Linked DNA regions of Homo sapiens: region 1 is linked to region 2. A link is an interaction called in ENCODE POLR2A ChIA-PET data of the cell type or tissue named here. Cell type or tissue: GM12878. All regions are shown on one strand. Each heading gives the region's core, and the rest is flanking DNA. Links, peaks and the distances in the headings are about the cores only.

What was found. Peaks named below come from ENCODE experiments on the same cell type or tissue, not always from the same donor. Only the 100,000 strongest peaks of a DNase experiment are listed, where the experiment ranks them.
Region 1: POLR2A ChIA-PET joins it to region 2 with 5 read pairs; 2 of 35 experiments call an interaction of 5 or more read pairs at or near these places.

Annotation. Positions count from the first base shown.
Region 1 is chr19:2,177,575-2,186,570 of GRCh38, reverse strand. It overlaps DOT1L (DOT1 like histone lysine methyltransferase), which reads right to left. Exons shown (of 28, transcript NM_032482.3): 2 at 5,815-5,858; 3 at 642-716. Among named protein-coding and RNA genes, the nearest start is that of DOT1L, 18 kb to the right of the region's middle. RefSeq lists enhancers at 3,386-3,475, 3,666-3,825, 5,298-5,881. In GM12878, for the core only: no CTCF peak of the experiment used is centred there; a DNase peak (open chromatin) is centred at 3,450; H3K27ac peaks cover 1,219 bases.
Region 2 is chr19:2,256,571-2,265,566 of GRCh38, reverse strand. No RefSeq gene overlaps it. Among named protein-coding and RNA genes, the nearest start is that of JSRP1, 4.7 kb to the right of the region's middle. RefSeq lists an enhancer at 4,943-5,082. In GM12878, for the core only: a CTCF peak has its summit at 3,566 (motif pointing right); a DNase peak (open chromatin) is centred at 5,085; H3K4me3 peaks cover 281 bases; H3K27ac peaks cover 1,249 bases.

The sequences.
Region 1 (8,996 bases), core at 448-8,447, 79 kb after region 2:
GTGGAGAGGGGCTCACCTAAGCTCACGACAGCACAGCCCTTGATGGAGGACTACTCTGTTGATTTCAGACTCAAGAGCTGAAAAAGGCATGAGCCTGGAATGTCTTCCTTGTCAAAGAAAAACAAAACACTTCCAAGCAAGCATTCCAGAGACAGCCCTGCCCCTCTCCACCCACAAGACCCTCCTCCGAGACCCAGGAGCTGCCAGGGCGAAATTGCTAACGCAGCCACAGGGCTGGAGACAGAGGGACTAACCAAACCCAGCTGAGATCTAAACAGAGCTGCCAAGCAGCCTAAGGCCGCCCAGGCCCTCCCAGCAGCCTCAGGCAGGAACGCGGACTTCTGGCCGTCAGCCGCCCGCTATAAAAAGAGCGATCACTAGCGCGGGCTGACTCCACACATGCCAATCCCACTTTCCACAACCGGAGTTTCCAATTCTGTCCGGCCTCTGACAGCCTTTGCCAAGAGTTGATAAACATTTCCTACCAAAATAACTTTATGGTGGCCACGGCCAACTCTAAAAGGAAATTTCAGATCAGCTTGCACCATCTAAGAAGAGCTAATTATAGGATGCGTCCTCCTGTCCTCCCCAAGAGCCGAGTCTGTCCTCGGAGCGGAGCGGCTGGACAGGACTCTGCTTACCTTTTGGTGTCATAGTCAATTAAAACGTAATTCTCCATAGCGAGCTTGAGATCCGGGATTTCTTCACAGACCCATCTGAAACACAGCAGCAGAAACGATCAGGAAGGGTTTGGTTTTTTTTGTTTTGTTTTGTGTTTTGTTTTTGTTTTTGTTTTTGTTTTGAGACGGAGTCTCACTCTGTTGCCCAGGCTGGAGTGCAGTGTCGTGATCTTGGCTCACTGCAAGCTCCGCCTCCTGGGTTCAAGCGATTCTCCTGCCTCAGCCTCCCAAGTAGCTGGGACTACAGGTGCCCACCACCACGCCTGGCTAATTTTTGTATTTTTAGTAGAGACCGGGTTAGGCCATTTTGGCAAGGCTGGTCTCAAACTCCTGACCTGAAGTGATCCGCCCACTTCAGCCTCCCACAGTGCTGGGATGACAGGTGTAAACAATCTTGAGTATTACCCCGCATGTTCTTAAACACTGCATCCTCTCCAACAGAAAACAAACATCCTTACCCCTCCACTCAAAGTGGAGAGAGAAGGGAGGCGTGACTTCAAAACGAAGGCTACGATGTTTACCACGAAGCTGTTACTGAATCACACAGGTATTACGTGGCTTCGAGGCCACACACCAGTGGCTCTGGGGACCTAAGTGAACTTATCTGCTACAGGGCTGGTCTAGGGACCCACTGGCCACATCAGAGCTCGAAAAGCAACTGACTGACTAGAAACTAAAGCCAACTGGTGCCGGGTGCGGTGGCTCACACCTGTAATCCCAGCACTCTGGGAGGCCGAGGTGGGCAGATCACGAGGTCAGGAGTTGGAGACCAGCCTGACCAACATGGAGAAACCCCGTCTCTACTAAAAATACAAAATACAAAAACACACTGGTGAATTCCATCAAACACTGACAAGACAAACACTAAACCTACAGAAACTTTCTCAGAGTTTTATGCAGCCAGCGTCATCTTGACACCAAAACCATAGAGACGCAAAGGGCTGGAAAGAAAGGACAAGAAAGGCAACAGCTGACCAACATCCCTGACCAACACACCCCACTATCCCTTAAAAACGTGAGGAAACCGCAGCGGCACCTCACAACCACACACAGCACCTCCTGGGGAGGAAAAGCTGCTTCACTCTAAAATTAGTCACTGCAATTCACCGAAGGAACAAGGACGGAGATCTGAGCAGCCCCGTGTGGGCGAGTACGGAAAGCCCACAGGACGGCATTCGGTGCCATCAGGACGGTACCCTCCAAGAGGCCAGAAATGGAAGGACACGCCTTCCGCTTGGAAAGGGCACGGGACCAGTCACTGAGCCGCTGTGACAGCAGCAGGCCCACCTTCCGCAGCCACCTGGCCTGCGGCTCTGCAGGAGGGGTCAGGGAGGGATGGGGGTTCGGCCTCTGCTCCCCAGTCCTCTTGACCTGCTAAGTCCAGCGGGCAGCTTCCCAGAACTCCGAGAGTAGCTTCATTGCCCCCTACCCCACGCCAAGTCCCCAGACTCCCCAACCAGCTGGCCAGGACCTGACCTCAGGTCCGGGTGCCCTCCAAGACCCTTCCACACTGAAAGACACAGCATCCTGTCAGAAGGGCTGTGGCATCCGCCCTCTGTGATTATTGGTGCCTCTCGTCACCCGTCCCCAGCATGGTCAACGCCTGCACACCTGGCCAACACCGGCAGGGGACCTCACAATGCAGATCATCAAAAGCCCCAGGCACCGAGCGAGGCCCCGAGAGCAACCCAAGCAAGGCCATCTGCAGTCACTTCTCATCACACTGTCCAGGAGGTTCCGGCCAGCGCAACTCGGCAAGAAAAACACTCAAAGCAGCAAGGAGCCTGAAAGGAGCGGCCGCACGGTCTTCACTCAGTCCCGTGGTTCTGCGCCACAGAGCGTGCTGAGGAATACGCGCGGACACCGCCAGAGCTCAGCAGGGGCATGGCCGATAGGCAAAAGGGAGCAGTCTTTACACATACTAGCAGCAAAGGATTGTCAAAATGCCACATAAAAAAGCACCAAAGGCCGGGCGTGGTGGCTCATGCCTATAATCCCAGTGCTTTGGGAGGCCGAGGCAGGCGGATCACGAGGTCAGGAGTTCGAGACCAGCCTGATCAACATGGTGAAACCCTGTCTCTACTAAAAACACAAAAATTTGCTGGGCATGGTGACGGGCGCCTCTAATCCCAGCTACTCGGGAGGCTGAGGAAGAAGAATCACTTGAACCCCGGAGACGGAGGCTGCAGGGAGCCGAGGATGCGCCACCACACTCCAGCCCGGGCAACAGAGTGAGACTCCGCCTTAAAAAAAAAAAAAAGCACTGAAGCAGGAATACCTGGGAGTGACACTGTTTAAACGCCCCTTTCCCCAAGCTGAACTGCAGGCTCAAACCAATTTCTAGAAAAAGCCCAGCTAGCTTTTCTGGAGAAATGGAAAGGCTGATTCTCAACGGACATCCAAACGAGGAGAGCCTAGGACAGCCCAATCATCTTTAAACAACAGCCCTCCCCACACTTCGGGAGGCCGAGGCGGGTGGATCACTTGAGGCCAGGAGTTTGAGACCAGCCTGGCCAAGGTGGCAAAACCTCGCCTCTACTAAAAATACAAAAATTAGCTGGGCGTGGTTGCAGGCACCTGTAATCCCTGCTACTCGGGAGGCTGAGGCAGGAGAATTGCTTGAACCTGGGAGGTGGAAGTTGCAGTGAGCTGAGATGGCACCACTGCACCCCAGCCTGAGCAGCAGAGCCAGACGCTGACTCAAAAAAACAACACCACTGTGGGAGGACGTGCTTGGGACACTGGCCGTATGGGGACTGAATGGTGTTTGCTGTGTAAGAACGTCGTCGGTGTTTCTAGAGGAAGTGAGACAGAAAAGGTCTGTGCAGCCACACCGTGAGAACCCTGGCCACATGCTGGGGATGCACGGGAGAAAGCAGCCTCTCCAGGTGGTGGGGGTTCGAGTTTCGAGGTCTCTGCCTACGTCGCGGATGCCCAGGTGTTGGTGCACGCCCCTGTGCCTGGACCCTGCTCCCTACAACGCTTAAGCTCCAGACTCCAGATGCGCTCCCCAGAAAACACACAAGGTTCAAACAAGACAGTCAGCTCCGAGCCCTGCAGAAGGCGAGCATGCAGCCAGAGAGGCACTCTCACCGCCACTGCCTGAGATCCGGGGGCCTGGGGTCTCCTCTGACCCCAGAAGTCTGTGCAGGCCCCTTCCCATGGGGAGCAGGTGCAGCTCCCCTGCTGCTGAGCACCTCCAGACACACTAGCAAGCGCCTGGTCAGAGAGGGGCTTCCACCCCTGCTGCACCGAGATCCTAACCCAGAGAGACCACGTCTGGGCAGCACTGGCAGAACCTGCACAGTCACAGCCCCGGGAAGCCACAGCCCTGGAGCACTCTTTCTTGTTTGGGTTTTGTTTCTTGAGACAGGGTCTCACTCTGTTGCCTGGCTGGAGGGCGGTGGCACAATCACAGCGCCACTGGTCTCAAGTGATCCTCCCACCTCAGCCCCGCAAGTAGCTGGGACCACAGGTGTGCACCACCATGCCCAGCTAATTTTTTACTTTTTTGTAGACTTGGGGTCTCATTATGTTGCCCGGCCAATCTCCAGCTCCTGGATTCAAGTGATCAACCCTCCCAGCCTCTCAAAGCACTGGGATTCCAGGTGTGAGCCACCATGCCCAGCTGAGCATTATTTATTTATTTATTTATTTATTTTTGAGATGGAGTCTCACTCTTATCACCCAGGCTGCAGTGCAGTGGCACCATCTTGGGTCACTGCAACCTCCGCCCCCTGGGTTCAAGCTATTCTCCTGCCTCAGCCTCCAAAGTAGCTGGGACTATAGGCACCTGCTACCTCACCCGGCTAATTTTTGTGTTTTTTTTTAGTAGAGACAGGGTTTCCCCAAGGTGCCCAGGCCAGTCTCGAACTCCTGGCCTCAAGCGATCTCCCTGCCTTGGCCTTCCAAAGCGCTGGGATTATAGGCGTGAGCCACCGTGCACAGCTTGAGCATTCTTAAAAAGACTGCCCGGCCCTCTGTGAGGAGCACCCACAGAGGCCCACGCCAGCAGAGTCTTGGCCCCCAGCTGCAACAAGAGAAACCCAGGCAGAGAGAGGCGGCTGGCCGCCAGAAGCATGCTGCAGCTGGGCTGGGGCTGGGGCTGGGGCTGGGGCTGGGGCTGGTGCTGGGCGGGGGCTGGGCTGGGGTCCAGCTGCCTGATCCAGAGCCCTCCCTCCAACCATAACACCAGACTTCTTTTACAAAGAACAGAGGGGCCCCTACTCCACTGCCTGGTCCACGGATCATGACATTAAAAAAAAGCAGATCCCACATTCTAAGCACGGACCCTGGGTCAGGCCCACCCTGGCCGACCTACACAAACGATTTCACTTAATCCTCAAACAACCTGGCCAGGGAGGTGCCGCTGGGCCCCAACACTGAACTACAGGGCCTCAGGAGCTAGGGGCCTGGCACAGAGCCACCCGGCCAAGAGGAGCTCAGCATGGCCCTTATGGCAGCTGCAGGCCTGGGCAGATGCTGGGCATGGGCACGGGCGGTGTCCTCACAGCCCAGTATGCTAAGGAACAGACCAGCAAGACGCCAGGGCCACATGGACACATGTGGCCTCCGTGCAGGTGCCACACAATGAGGGTTCTGACCCTGAGCACCTGAGACACGCAGAATGCCGGCCACCATGGGCAGCTTCCCAGTGGGCAGCAGAGAGGCACCCAGAGGGCCTCCCTGCACTGTTGCTGCAGATCCTGGAGCCCAGGCTGGAGCTTACGAGGACAGGACGGCCTCCGCCTCCTGCCCATCCAAGTCACCCCCAGAATGCTCCTCTCTGCACCCATGGGGCACAGACACAGGAGGCCGTCGAGGGCGCGTGAGGGTGAAGGTCGGCCCAAAACCCACAGCAGGGAGACTGACAAGGAGACAGAGGAAGGCAGGGCAACGCCCCTGGAGGACCCACTGGACACCCCAGCAGCTCAAGACTTCTGCACCCACTGGCCAGGAATGGAGCTGGGAGAAGCAGCTCTACCCGTCCCTGAGTCACCCCTGATCCGCTTCACAACACCTCCAGGAGTCCACCCCTGCAGGAGCCATCCCCACAACAGAATCTGCAGGGCACGGGTGTCCACGGAAGTGGCTCAGGGCTGTGAAGACAACACACTGCAGGCCGTGCACTCACCGGATGGTCTCGATGATTTCATGAGCAGCATCGTGATGTTTATCCTGAAACAGAGAGAGAAGTTTGAGACGCAGAGCCATCCTCCACCCCGTGAGCCCATCGCTCTCTTCCCGGACAAGCGATGCCGTCAACTTCCCATCTCTTCATTTCCCAACTGGTGCAGCTCCCAAGCCCACCACCCAGCGGGTACCACCAGAGACACTCCCAGACCCTGGACCACGAAGGGAACACAGACCTTGCCGGGGACCTATTCTGGCACGCTGTGTCCTACTACAGGCAGCGAGCAGGCAGCGGCCTGGGATGGAGTCTATGGCCCCCGGTCCTGCTCCTCTCCCACCCTAAAGCAAACGGCCGCCCCAAGCTCCGCTCCACATGTCTCCCCATTTTTTCCCTGGAGGTCAGTTGATCCCTCAACACAGCCCAAGTCCCTCAGACCGCGCTCCGCAGGCCCACCGGGAATTCTCCCGACGCTGCTCCAGCCAGGGAGCTCCAGCCTGGCTGGGAGTCCTGCGTTGGCAAAGGCCTGGTATGTGACCGCAGGTGATAGAGCCTCCACGGGGCCTGTTTCCCCAACTGTACCATGGGAAAAAAACCACTGGGCTAGCCCACGTGGGCGGCCTCGCCATAGCCCAGAACCTGCCACAACTAAAACCAAGGTCCTTGGCCTAACACAGATCCCTCCCCGTCCAGCACCCTGCCCTTCGCTCCCTCTACAAGGCCAATGTCAAAGGCAGGTTCACACCCAGCAGGGCCACCCAAGCCTCTCCGACTCCACACCCATCACCGAGAATCAGAGACCAAGTGCACGCCACCAGGACACGTGCACTTTCGTCGCGTCTGCGTGCTACTGTGCTGATATAAACCCACAACAGGCTGGGTGCAGGGAGCGAATCACTTGAGCCAGGAGTTCGAGGCCAGCCTGGGAAACAGCGAGAGCCCATGTCTTTTTTCTGTTTGTTTGTTTGTTTGTCGCCCAGGCTGGAGTGAAGTGGTGCAATCTCGGCTCACTGCAACCTCCACCTCCCAGGTTCAAGGGATTCTCCTGCCTCAGCCTCCCGAGTAGCTGGGATTACTGGCATGAGCCACCACGCCTGGCTAACTTTGTATTTTTGGTAGAGACAGGGTTTCTCCATGTTGATCAGGCTGGTCTCGAAATCCTTACCTCAGGTGATCCGCCCACCTCAGCCTCCCAAAGTATTGGGATTACAGGCCTGAGCCACCGTGCCCAGCCAGCCCATGTCTTTTTTATAAAAATGAACAATTTTTTTTTAAATCCCCAATAGGTAAACGCCAAAGCAATAAGAGTTGCAGACGCGATCCCCTGGATGCTGCAGTCCACAGGGCGCGTCAGAGGCCGCCCAGGCAGCCGTGCAGCCTCAGCGAGCCTCTCCCAGGCAGCCGTGCAGCCTCAGCGAGCCTCTCCCAGGGCAGAGAAAAAGCAACCAGCAGGGCACCTGTGGACACCACCTGACGAAACACAAGGCCAGCGTCATCACAGTGAGACACGCAGCCGCCACGAGCCTCCCAAGGCCCAGCGGGACGCAACCCCATCTGTGGGGCTCCTGCCAGGATGCAGAACCTCAGTATAACCCTGAGAGAAGCAGCCAAGCCTGACTGAGGGGTGCCACACAGAGACCCCAGCTGGCTCTCCTCCAAAGGCCAGACCATAGGAGACCCCCCCCCAGCTTTCCTTATGCACTGAGGGATCAGCCTAGATAGGGGAGACAGGAGACACAAGGGCTCATGGCAATGATGGGATGGGACGTATATGCCACTGAGGCCACAGCTCCGTCCACCTCCTGGTTCGGATCAGGGTACTGTGATGAAATAAAGCCACATAGAAAGTCTGTGCGGTGCTTTGCAACTTTCTTCTAAGTCTAAAACCACTTTAGGGGTTGGCGTGGTGGCTCACACCTGGAATCCCAGCGCTTTGGGAAGCTGAGGCAGGTGGATCACGAGGTCAGGAGATAGAGACCATCCTGGCTAACAAGGTGAAACCCCGTCTCTACTAAAAATAGAAAAAATTAGCTGGGCGTGGCCGGGCGCGGTAGCTCACACCTGTAATCCCAGCACTCTGGGAGGCCAGCTGAGGCGGGTGGATCACAAGGTCAGGAGATCAAGACCATCCTGGCTAACACAATGAAACCCCATCTCTACTAAAAAATACAAAAAGTTAGCCAGGCGTAGTGACGGGTGCCTGTAGTCCAGCTACTCGGGAGGCAGAGGCAGGAGAATGGCGTGAACCCGGGAAGCGGAGCTTGCAGTGAGCCAAGATCGCGCCACTGCACTCCAGCCTGGGCAAAAGAGCAAGACTCCGTCTCAAAAAAAAAAAAAAAAAAAATTTCAAAGTGAAGTGTGTTTTGGAGATTTTTTGTTTTTTTTTTTTTTCTGGTAGAGACAAGGTTTCACCATGTTGGCCAGGCTGGTCTCAAACTCCTGGCCTCAAGTGAGCTGTCTGCCTTGGCCTCCCAAAGACATGGTGAAACGCCATCTCTACAAAAAAATACCAAAAAAAAAAAAAAAATGGCCAGGCATGGTGGTTCACACCTGTAATCCCAGCACTTTGGGAGGCCGAGGCGGGTGGATCACTCGAGGTCAGGAGTTCAAGACCAGCCTGGCTAACACAGTGAAACCCCATCTCTATGAAAAATACAAAAAAAAAAAAAATTAGCTGGGCATGGTGGTGCGTGCCTGTAATCCCAGCTACTCAGGAGGCTGAGCCAGGAGATTCACTTGAACTCAGGAGGCAGAGGTTGCAGTGAGCTGAGACTGCACCACTGCACTCCAGCCTGGGATACAGAGTGAGAATCCATCTCAAAAAAAAAAAAAATTGCTAGGTGTGGTGGCACACACCTGTAATCCAAGATACTCAGTGGCTGAGGCAGGAGAATCTCTTGAACCCAGGAAGCAGAGCTTGCAGTGAGCCAAGGTCGCACCACTGCACTCCAATCTGGGCAGCAGAGTGAGATTCCAGCTCAAAAAAAAAAAGGAAAAAGAAATAGGAGGAGGCAAGAGCCGGGGCTGGGCAGAGCGGAGAGCAGGGCTGGCGAGGGTTGGCGAGGGAGCAGGCAGAACTTGCAGGCCCCGGACAAAGTGAAAATAGGGTCCCTTGCTCAAAGGTGGCTAAAGAACTTCAACACGAGCTGGGCGCAGATCATGAGGTCAGGAATTCGAGGCCAGCC
Region 2 (8,996 bases), core at 421-8,420:
GGATCCCCTGAGCCAGGAAGGTCAAGGCTGCAGTGAACTATGGTCTCTCAACTGCACTGCAGCCTGGGTGACAGAGGGAGACCTTGTCTCTAAAAGAATTATAATAATGAGTTAAATAAAATAAAATGTAAACAGGTAAAAATAAAGAAGGATTGGGGCCGCGCACAGTGGCTCACGCCTGTAATCCCAGCACTTTGGGAGGCTGAAGCAAGAAGATCGCTTGAGCCCAGGAGTTGCAGACCAGCCTGGCCAACATAGCAAGACCCTATCTCTAGGTTCTCACTTTGTTGAGAATTTTAAAAACTTCTAGAAATTTTAAAAAATTAAAAAAATTTTAATTAGCTGGGATTGGGTGGGCATCTGTGATCCCAGCTACTTGGGAGGCTGAACCAAGAGGATCACTTGAGCCCAGGAGGTCAAGGCTGCAGTGAGCTGTGATCACACCACTGCACTCCAGCCTGGGGGACAGAGCAAGACACTGTCTCAAAAAAAAATGAAAGCAAGCAGGAAAATGGCCAAGCGTGGTGGCTCACGCCTGTAATCCCAGCACTTTGAGAGGCCAAGGCAGGCGGATCACGAGGTCAGGAGATCGAGACCATCCTGGCTAACACGGTGAAACCCCGTCTCTACTAAAAATACAGCAAAAATTAGCCGGGTGCGGTGGTGGGTGCCTGTAGTCCCAGCTACTCGGGAGGCTGAGGCAGGAGAATGGTGTGAACCCAGGAGGCGAAGCTTGCAGTGAGCCGAGATCGCGTCACTGCACTCCAGCCTGGGTGACAGAGAGAGGCTCCATCTCAAAAAAAAAAAAAAAAAAGAAAAATCAGGAAAATAAGGCAGAATCTGGGCCTCCTTTTCTCCATGTGTTCCTGCCTGGCATTATATTCAAGCCTGGCTCTGTCTCCTGAAGAAAAACTCAGAAGGCGCTTGAACTCTTTTGAGCAAACAGTGTGGGGAAGAAAAAGGGAAGTAAACAAGAACCGGCCTTTTTTTTTTTTTTTTTTTGACATGTCGCACAGGCTAGAGTGCAGTGGCCACTCACTGCAACCTCCGCCTCCTGGGGAACCGACCATTTTTTTTGAGACGGAGTCTTGCTCTGTCACCCAGACTGGAGTGCAGTGGCGTGATCTCGGCTCACTGCAACCTCCACCTCCCAGGTTCAAGCGATTCTCCTGCCTCGGCCTCTCAAGTAGCTGGGATTACAGGCACAGGCCACCACGCCTGGCTAATTTTTGTATTTTTAGTAGAGACGGAGTTTCACCATGTTGGCCAGGATGATCTCGATCTCTTGATCTCGTGGTCTGCCCGCCTCGGGCTCCCAAAGTGCTGGGATTACAGGCGTGAGCCACCGCGCCAGGCTGAACCAACTTTTTTTTTTTTTTTTTTTGAGACGGAGTCTTGCCCTGTCGCCCAGGCTGGAGTGCAGTGGCACAATCTCGGCTCACTGCAACCTCCGCCTCCCGGGTTCACACCATTCTCCTGCCTCAGCCTCCCAAGTAGCTGGGACTACAGGTGACCCCCACCACACCCGGCTAATTTTTTGTATTTTTAGTAGAGACGGGGTTTCACCATGTTAGCCAAGATGGTCTCGATCTCTTGACCCCATGATCCACCCGCCTCGGCCTCCCAAAGTGCTGGGATTACAGGCGTGAGCCACCGCGCCTGGCCTCCAACTGACCATTTGTAATGTGCACCGTGCAGCCTGCAATAAGCTCAGGCCACAAGGAGGCTGTGCAGGGCCAGGGTTTGGCCACAAAGCCGCAGAGGCATCTGCTGCTGGGTGATAAAGCAGGACCCACAGCCGTGTGGGCAGCCTCAGGATGAGCTGGGCAAACACACATGGAAAAGCGAGGCCCCCAAGTAAACAGGGCTTATCTCGAGCAAGTTGTTGTTTTTCCCTTTACCGTACTTATATTTCTTTTTTTTTTCTTTCAGACAGAGTCTCCCTCTGTCGCCCAGGCTGGAGTGCAGTGTCACGATCTCAGCTCACTGCAAGCTCTGCCTCCTAGGTTCACGCCATTCTACTGCCTCCACCTCCTGAGTAGCTGGGACTACAGGCACCCGCCACCATGCACGGCTAATTTTTTGTATTTTTAGTAGAGACGGGGTTACACTGTGTTAGCCAGGATGGTCTCAATCTCCTGACCTCGTGATCCGCCCGCCTCGGCCTCCCAAAGTGCTGGGATTACAGGCGTGAGCCACCGCGCCCGGCCTCTTTTTTTTTTTTTGAGATGGAGTTTCACTCTGTCCCCCAGGCTGGAGTGCAGAGGCGCCATCTCAGTTTACTGCAACCTCCACCTGCCAGGTCCAAGGGATTATCGTGTCTCAGCCTCCTCAGTAGCTGGGATTACAGGCGTGCACCACACGGCTGGCTAATTTTTGTATTTTTAGTAGAGATGGGGTTTCACCATGTTGTCCAGGGTGGTCTGGAACTCCCAACCTCAGGTGATCCGCCCGCCTCGGCCTCCCAAAATTCTGGGATTACAGGGGTGAGCCACCGCGCCCAGCCTATATTTCTTATGGTTTTGCCCCTTGCTATAATTTTCAGGATTTTATTTTGCAGTATTTGTCATGTTTATTTTATTGTATTTTTGTAGAGATGGGTTTTCACCATGTTGCCCAGGCTGGTCTCAAACTCCTGGGCTCAGGTGATCCTCGTGGCTCAGCCTCCCAAAGTGCTGGGATTACATGTGTGAGCCACCGTGCCTGGCCTAATGCATTCACAAAGGTTTGTTATAGAAAAAGGAAGAAAGCTTTATGCGCAGAGCATCTGAACCTCATTCTCTGCGGCTCTTCAGTATTTCCTGCCCCACATTGTCCATGTCTCTATTTTCATGGAGTTTGACCTTTACTTTTGTAAATTTTTTTTTTTTGAGACGGAGTCACCCAGGCTGGAGTGCAGTAGCGCAATCTTGGCTCACTGCAACCTCTGCCTCCCGGGTTCAAGCACTTCTCTGCCTCAGCCTCCCAAGTAACTGGGATTACAGGTACCTGCCACCACGCCTGGCTAATTTCTTTTGTATTTTTAGTAGAGATGGGGTTTCACCATCTTGGCCAGGCTGGTTTTGAACTCCTGACCTCGTGATCCACCCGCCTCGGCCTCCCAAAGTGCTGAGATTACTGGCGTGAGCCACCACGCCCAGTCGTAAAATTGTTTTTTATTGTTTTTCTTTTCTTTTTTTTTCTTTTTCTTGTACAGACAGGGTCTTGCTACGTTGCCCAGGCTGCTCTTGAACTCCGAGCCTCAAGTGATCCACTTGCCTCGGCCTCCCAGGTGTGAGCCACTGTGCCCAGCCCTATCTCTTTAAAAAACAAAACAAAACGGGCCAGGCATGGTGGCTCACACCTATAATGCCAGCTCTTAGAGAGGCAGAGTCAGGAGGATAGCTTGAGTCCAGGAGTTCAAGACCTGCCTGGGCAATATAGCAAGACCCCCATTCAAAAATAAATAGATGAATAAAATTTTTAAAATAAATAAATAAATACAAAACAAAAAAATTGTAAACACACCTGCAAACCAGGAAAGGTCTATTTCTTGTTCTTGCTCCATGAGCTTCTCAGGCCCTAGGGGGCGCTGCTCACCTCCCCTGCCATCTTGAACGTCACTATGGCCAAGAGAGGAAGACCCTGGAAGATCTCACACTAGCAATTAAATGCCCCAGCCTAGAAGTCACCCCAGGAAAGGAGCCACCTCTCCCTGAGAACAAGTAGGGTGGACACAAATGAAACTGGTGTGCTGCCCTGGCAGAGGCAGGAAGTTGGCCACTGCCCAGCACTCCCCACAGTTCTCAACCTCCTGCCTCAGTGGCCCATGCTGAGGGTCCCCTGGGGGTTTCCCACTCAGGTGTTTTGTGTTCCAGAGGCTGGAAGGACCCTGCTGTGGGGGGTGTCACCATTGGGCTTCCACGGGGTGCGGAATCTCACAGCCTCAGTGGCTTCCGCACCTTTGTCATGGCAGCGATAACAATATGAGTACACAGCTCAAGCTGTGTACAGGAGCCAAGCACCTGTCCCCGTGCTTGGCTTAATGCTCACAAGGACCCCAGGAGGTGGGGTCTCCATTTTATTTCCATTTTACAGGAAAAGAAACTGTGGCACAGCCAGGCAGCAGTGGAGTCAGGGTCAGAATCTGAGTCGTCTCCATCCAGAGTCAGTGCCCTCAGCTGACACTGTTCTTCACAAAATTAGCAAAAATAGGCCGGGTGTGGTGGCTCATGCCTGTAATCCCAGCACTTTGGGAGGCCGAGGCAGGAGGATCACCTGAGGTCAGGAATTCAAGACCAGCCTGGATGACATGGCAAAACCCTGTCAGTACTAAAAATACACAAATTAGCTGGGTGTGGTGGCATGCACCTGTAATCCCAGCTACTTGGGAGGCTGGGGCAGGAGAATCACTTGAACCTGGGAGGCAGAGGTTGCAGTGAGCCGAGATTGTGCCACTGCACTCCAGCCTGGGCAGACTCAGTCTTAAAAAAAAAAAAAAGTCCAGGCCGGGCTCAGTGGCTCACACTTGTAACCCCAGCACTTTGGGAGGCCGGGGCAGGTGGATCACTAGGTCAGGAGTTCAAGATCACCCTGGCCAACATGGTGAAACCCCATCTCTACTAAAGATACAAAAAATTAGCTGGGCATGGTGGTGCGCACCTGTAATCCCAGCTACTTGGGAGGCTGAGGCAGGAGAATTGCTTGTACCCAGGAGGCAGAGGTTGTAGTGAGCCGAGATTGCGCCATTGCACTCCAGCCTGGGCAACAGGGCTGGACTCCGTCTCAAAAAAAAAAAAGATAAAAAAAGAAAGTCCCACAGAGGCCCCGTGTCCAGGCTTTGCTTCTGGGAAAGCTGAGCCTTCCAGGAAAGGAATGCAAAGGGAGACACTATGAGAATAAGAAGGTGAAAATGCTGTTGAGGCTGGGCGCGGTGGCTCACGCCTGTGATCCCAGCACTTTGGGAGGCCAAGGCAGGAGGATTGCTTGAGGCCAAGGGTTTCAGACTACCCTCGCTAACATAGGGAGACCTGGTCTCTTAAAAAAAAAAAAAGCTATTTATTTTGACCAGAGAAATGCAAATCGAAACCACAATGAGATCATGCCGTTCACACCCACTAGGCTGGCAATAAAAACACAAACAAAGAAACTGGAAAATGACGAGTTGGACGTGGAGAAGTTGGAACGCTCCTGTATGGCTGCTGGGCAGGTAAAACAGTTCAGTCGCTTTGGAAGAGAGACTGGTGGCTCTTCAAAAAGTTAAGCATAGAGACAGGGCGTGGTGGCTCACACCTGTAATCCCAGCATTTCAGGAGGCCAGGGCCGGTGGATCACTTGAGCCCAGGAGTTCGAGACCAGCCTGGGCAACATGGTGAAACACCATCTCTACTAAAAATGCAAAAATTAGCAGCTGGGCGCAGTGGCTCACGCCTGTAATCTCAGCACTTTGGGAGGCCGAGGCAGGTGGATCACCTGAGGTCAGGAGTTTGAGACCAGCCTGGTCGACATGGCAAAACGCTGTCACTACTAAAAATACAAAAATTAGCTGGATGTGGTGGCAGGCACCTGTAATCGCAGCTACTTGGGAGGCTGGGGCAGGAGAATCACTTGAACCCGGGAGGCAGAGGTTGCAGAGAGCCGAGATTGTGCCACTGCACTCCAGTCTGGGTGACAAGAGCGAAACTCCATCTCAAAAAAAAAAAAAAATTAGCTGGGCATGGTGGCATATGCCTGTAATCCCAGCTCCTCAGGAGACTGAGGCAGGAGAATCGCTTGAGCCTGGGAGGCAGAGGTTGCAATGAGCAGAGATGGCCCCACTGCACTGGAGCCTGGGCCACAGAGTGAGACTCTGTCTCATAAATAGAAAATAAAAAATTAGCTGCGTGTGGTGTCAGGCACCTGTGGTCCCAGCTACTCAGGAGGCTGAGGTGGGATGACCACCTGAGCTGAAGAGGCTGAGGCTGTAGTGAGCCCTGATTGCGCCAACGCATGCCAGCCTGGGTGACGGAGATGAGAGCCTGTCTCAAAAAACAAACAAATGAAATCATATTTTGCAGCAACATGGATGGAGCTGGAGATCATCATCCTAAGTGAAATGACTCAGCAACCACCACCCCTGTCTTATTCCAGAACATTCTTGTCACCCTAAATGAAGCTCCATCCCCATCAGCCATCACTCCCCATCCCCTTCCCAGCCCCGGCACCCACAAATCCCCTTCCTGTCTCTGTGAATTGGCCTGTCCTGGACATTTCTTTTTTTTTTTTTTTTTTTTTTTGAGACGGAGTCTCGCTCTGTCGCCCGGGCTGGAGTGCAGTGGCGTGATCTCAGCTCACTGCAAGCTCCGCCTCCCGGGTTCACGCCATTCTCCTGCCTCAGCCTCCCAAGTAGCTGGGACTACAGGCGCCCGCCACCACGCCCGGCTGATTTTTTGTATTTTTAGTAGAGACGGGGTTTCACCGTGTTAGCCAGGATGGTCTCGATCTCCTGACCTCGTGATCCACCCACCTTGGCCTCCCAAAGTGCTGGGATTACAGGCATGAGCCACTGTACCCGGCCCTGTCCTGGACATTTCATAGAAATGGGATCACATACAGCATGGCCTTCTGTGTCTGGCACCTCTCACCGAGCGTGACATCCTTAAAGTGCATTCACGCCATGGCCGCAGTCAGAGCCTCGTTCCTGTTCACGGCTGTGTCGTACTTCACCGTGTGGAAGGGCCACGCTGTGTTGATCCGTGTATCTGAGGATGGAACGCTAGAGCTGCCTACACCATGTGGCTGCGGAGAATCGTGCTGCCCTGAACTTGGGTGTGCAAATATCTGAGTCCAAGCTTCGGATTCCTTTTCGTAGATACCTAGGAGTAGAGTTTCTGCATCTTATGGTCATTCTATTTTAGCTTTTTGAGGAACTGCCAAGCTGTAATATACTTTTAGGAGGGGCCAAGCACTGTGGCTCACGCCTGTAATCCCAACACTTCAGGAGGCCAGAGTGGGCAGATCGCCTGAGGTCAGGAGTTTGAGACCAGCCTGATTAACATGGTGAAACCCCATCTCTGCTAAAAATATGAAAATTAGCCAGGCGCAGTGGTGCATGCCTGTAATCCTAGGTCCTCGGGAGGCTGAGGCAGGAGAATCGCTTGAACCCAGGAGGCAGAGGTTGCAGTGAGCCGAGATCGCGCCATTGCACTCCAGCCTGGGTGACAGAGAGAGACTCCATCTCAACAACAACAAAAAAACTTTTAGGAAGAAAAAATAAATCTAGGTTACAAACAAGATGTTCAGCCCTTCGCTAATTATGCCAGCTTTATAAAAATAAATATGGAACTAATAATAAAATCACAAGTTACAAACAGCGGAAAGAACATGTCAAACTATTAAACAGTGTCTGTTTGGGGGCGGGAAGATGACAGGTGCTTTACAGTTTTTGCTTTCAGCTTCTCTTTGTTTCCTGTTTGTCTCTGCCTTGTGTCATACAGAAAAAAATGAGAGCCATTTCTTTTTTTTTTTCTTTTTGAGACAGAGTCTCGCTCTGTCGCCCAGGCTGGAGTGCAGTGGTGCCATCTCGGCTCACTGCAAACTCTGCCTCCCGGGTTCACGCCATTCTCCTGCCTCAGCCTCCCGAGTAGCTGGGACTACAGGCGCCCGCCACGACACTCAGCTAATTTTTTGTATTTTTAGTAGAGACGGGGTTTCACCGTGTTAGCCAGGAGGGTCTCAATCTCCTGACCTTGTGATCCACCTGCCTTGGCCTCCCAAAGTGCTGGGATTACAGGCGTGAGCCACCGCGCCCGGCCGAGAGCCGTTTCTAAAGCGGAGGGAGTGGGGACCAGGGAACCCCAGCCCTTGCTTTGCTGAAGGCGGGCTGGCCTTCTGGGTCTCTTGGTAGTTCCTGGGGAGGCCCTATTCACTCAGAATTATTATTATTATTTGAGACAGAGTCTCACTCTGTCGCCCAGGCTGGAGTGCAATGATGTGATCTCGGCTCACTGCAACCTCCACCTCCCGGGTTCAAGCAATTCTCCTGCCTCAGCCTCCCCAGTAGCTGGGATTACAGGCATCCACTATCACGCCTCACTAATTTTTGTATTTTTAATAGAGACAAGATTTCACCATGTTGGCCAGGCTGGTGTCAAACTCCCGACCTCAGGCGATCCGCCCGCCTCAGCCTCCCACAGTGCTGGGATTACAGGCGTGAGCCACCGCGCCCGGCCATTCACTCAGGATTTTTAACACACAGGCCTCACCACCAAAATCCACTTCCCCTCTTCCCTCAGGACTCCCAGAGTCACCATGCTTTGCAGGTAGGGCTCAAACATCTGCCTGCAGGCCTTAGAATGTGCCTTTGGGGGCTGAGAGACCCCGGGTCCTCTCCAGAGCAGAGGCGTCAGGTTTCTCTGCATGACGGTGTGGGAGCAGGCAGTTCCGAGTGTATGAGCCTGCCAGAGCCACAGAAACAAATGACCCCAAATACAGTGGCTTTAAACAGCAGGAATGAATGCATTGCAGGGGCTCCCGCCTGGGATCCCAGCACTTTGGGTGGCCAAGGCGAGCGGATCACATGGATTACTTGCGGTCAGGAGTTCGAGAGCAGCCTGGCCAACATAGGGAAACCCTGTCTCTACTGAAAAAAAAATACAAAAATTAGTCCGGGTGCAGTGGCTCACGCCTGTAATTCCAGCAATTTGGGAGGCCAAGGTGGGCGGATTCCGAGGTCAGGAGACCGAGACCATCCTGGCTAACACGGTGAAACCCCATCTCTACTAAAAATACAAAAAAAATTAGCCGGGCGCGGTGGCGGGCGCCTGTAGTCCCAGCTACTCGGGAGGCTGAGGCACGGGAATGGCGTGAACCCGGGAGGCGGAGCTTGCAGTGAGTGGAGATCGCGCCACCGCACTCCAGCCTGGGAGACAGAGCGAGACTCCGTCTCAAAAAAAATTGAAAACTTACCGGGTGTGATGGTGCGCGCCTGTAGTCCCAGCTGCAGGCGCTACGTCTCCCTGGGTGGCAGTGGCGAGTGC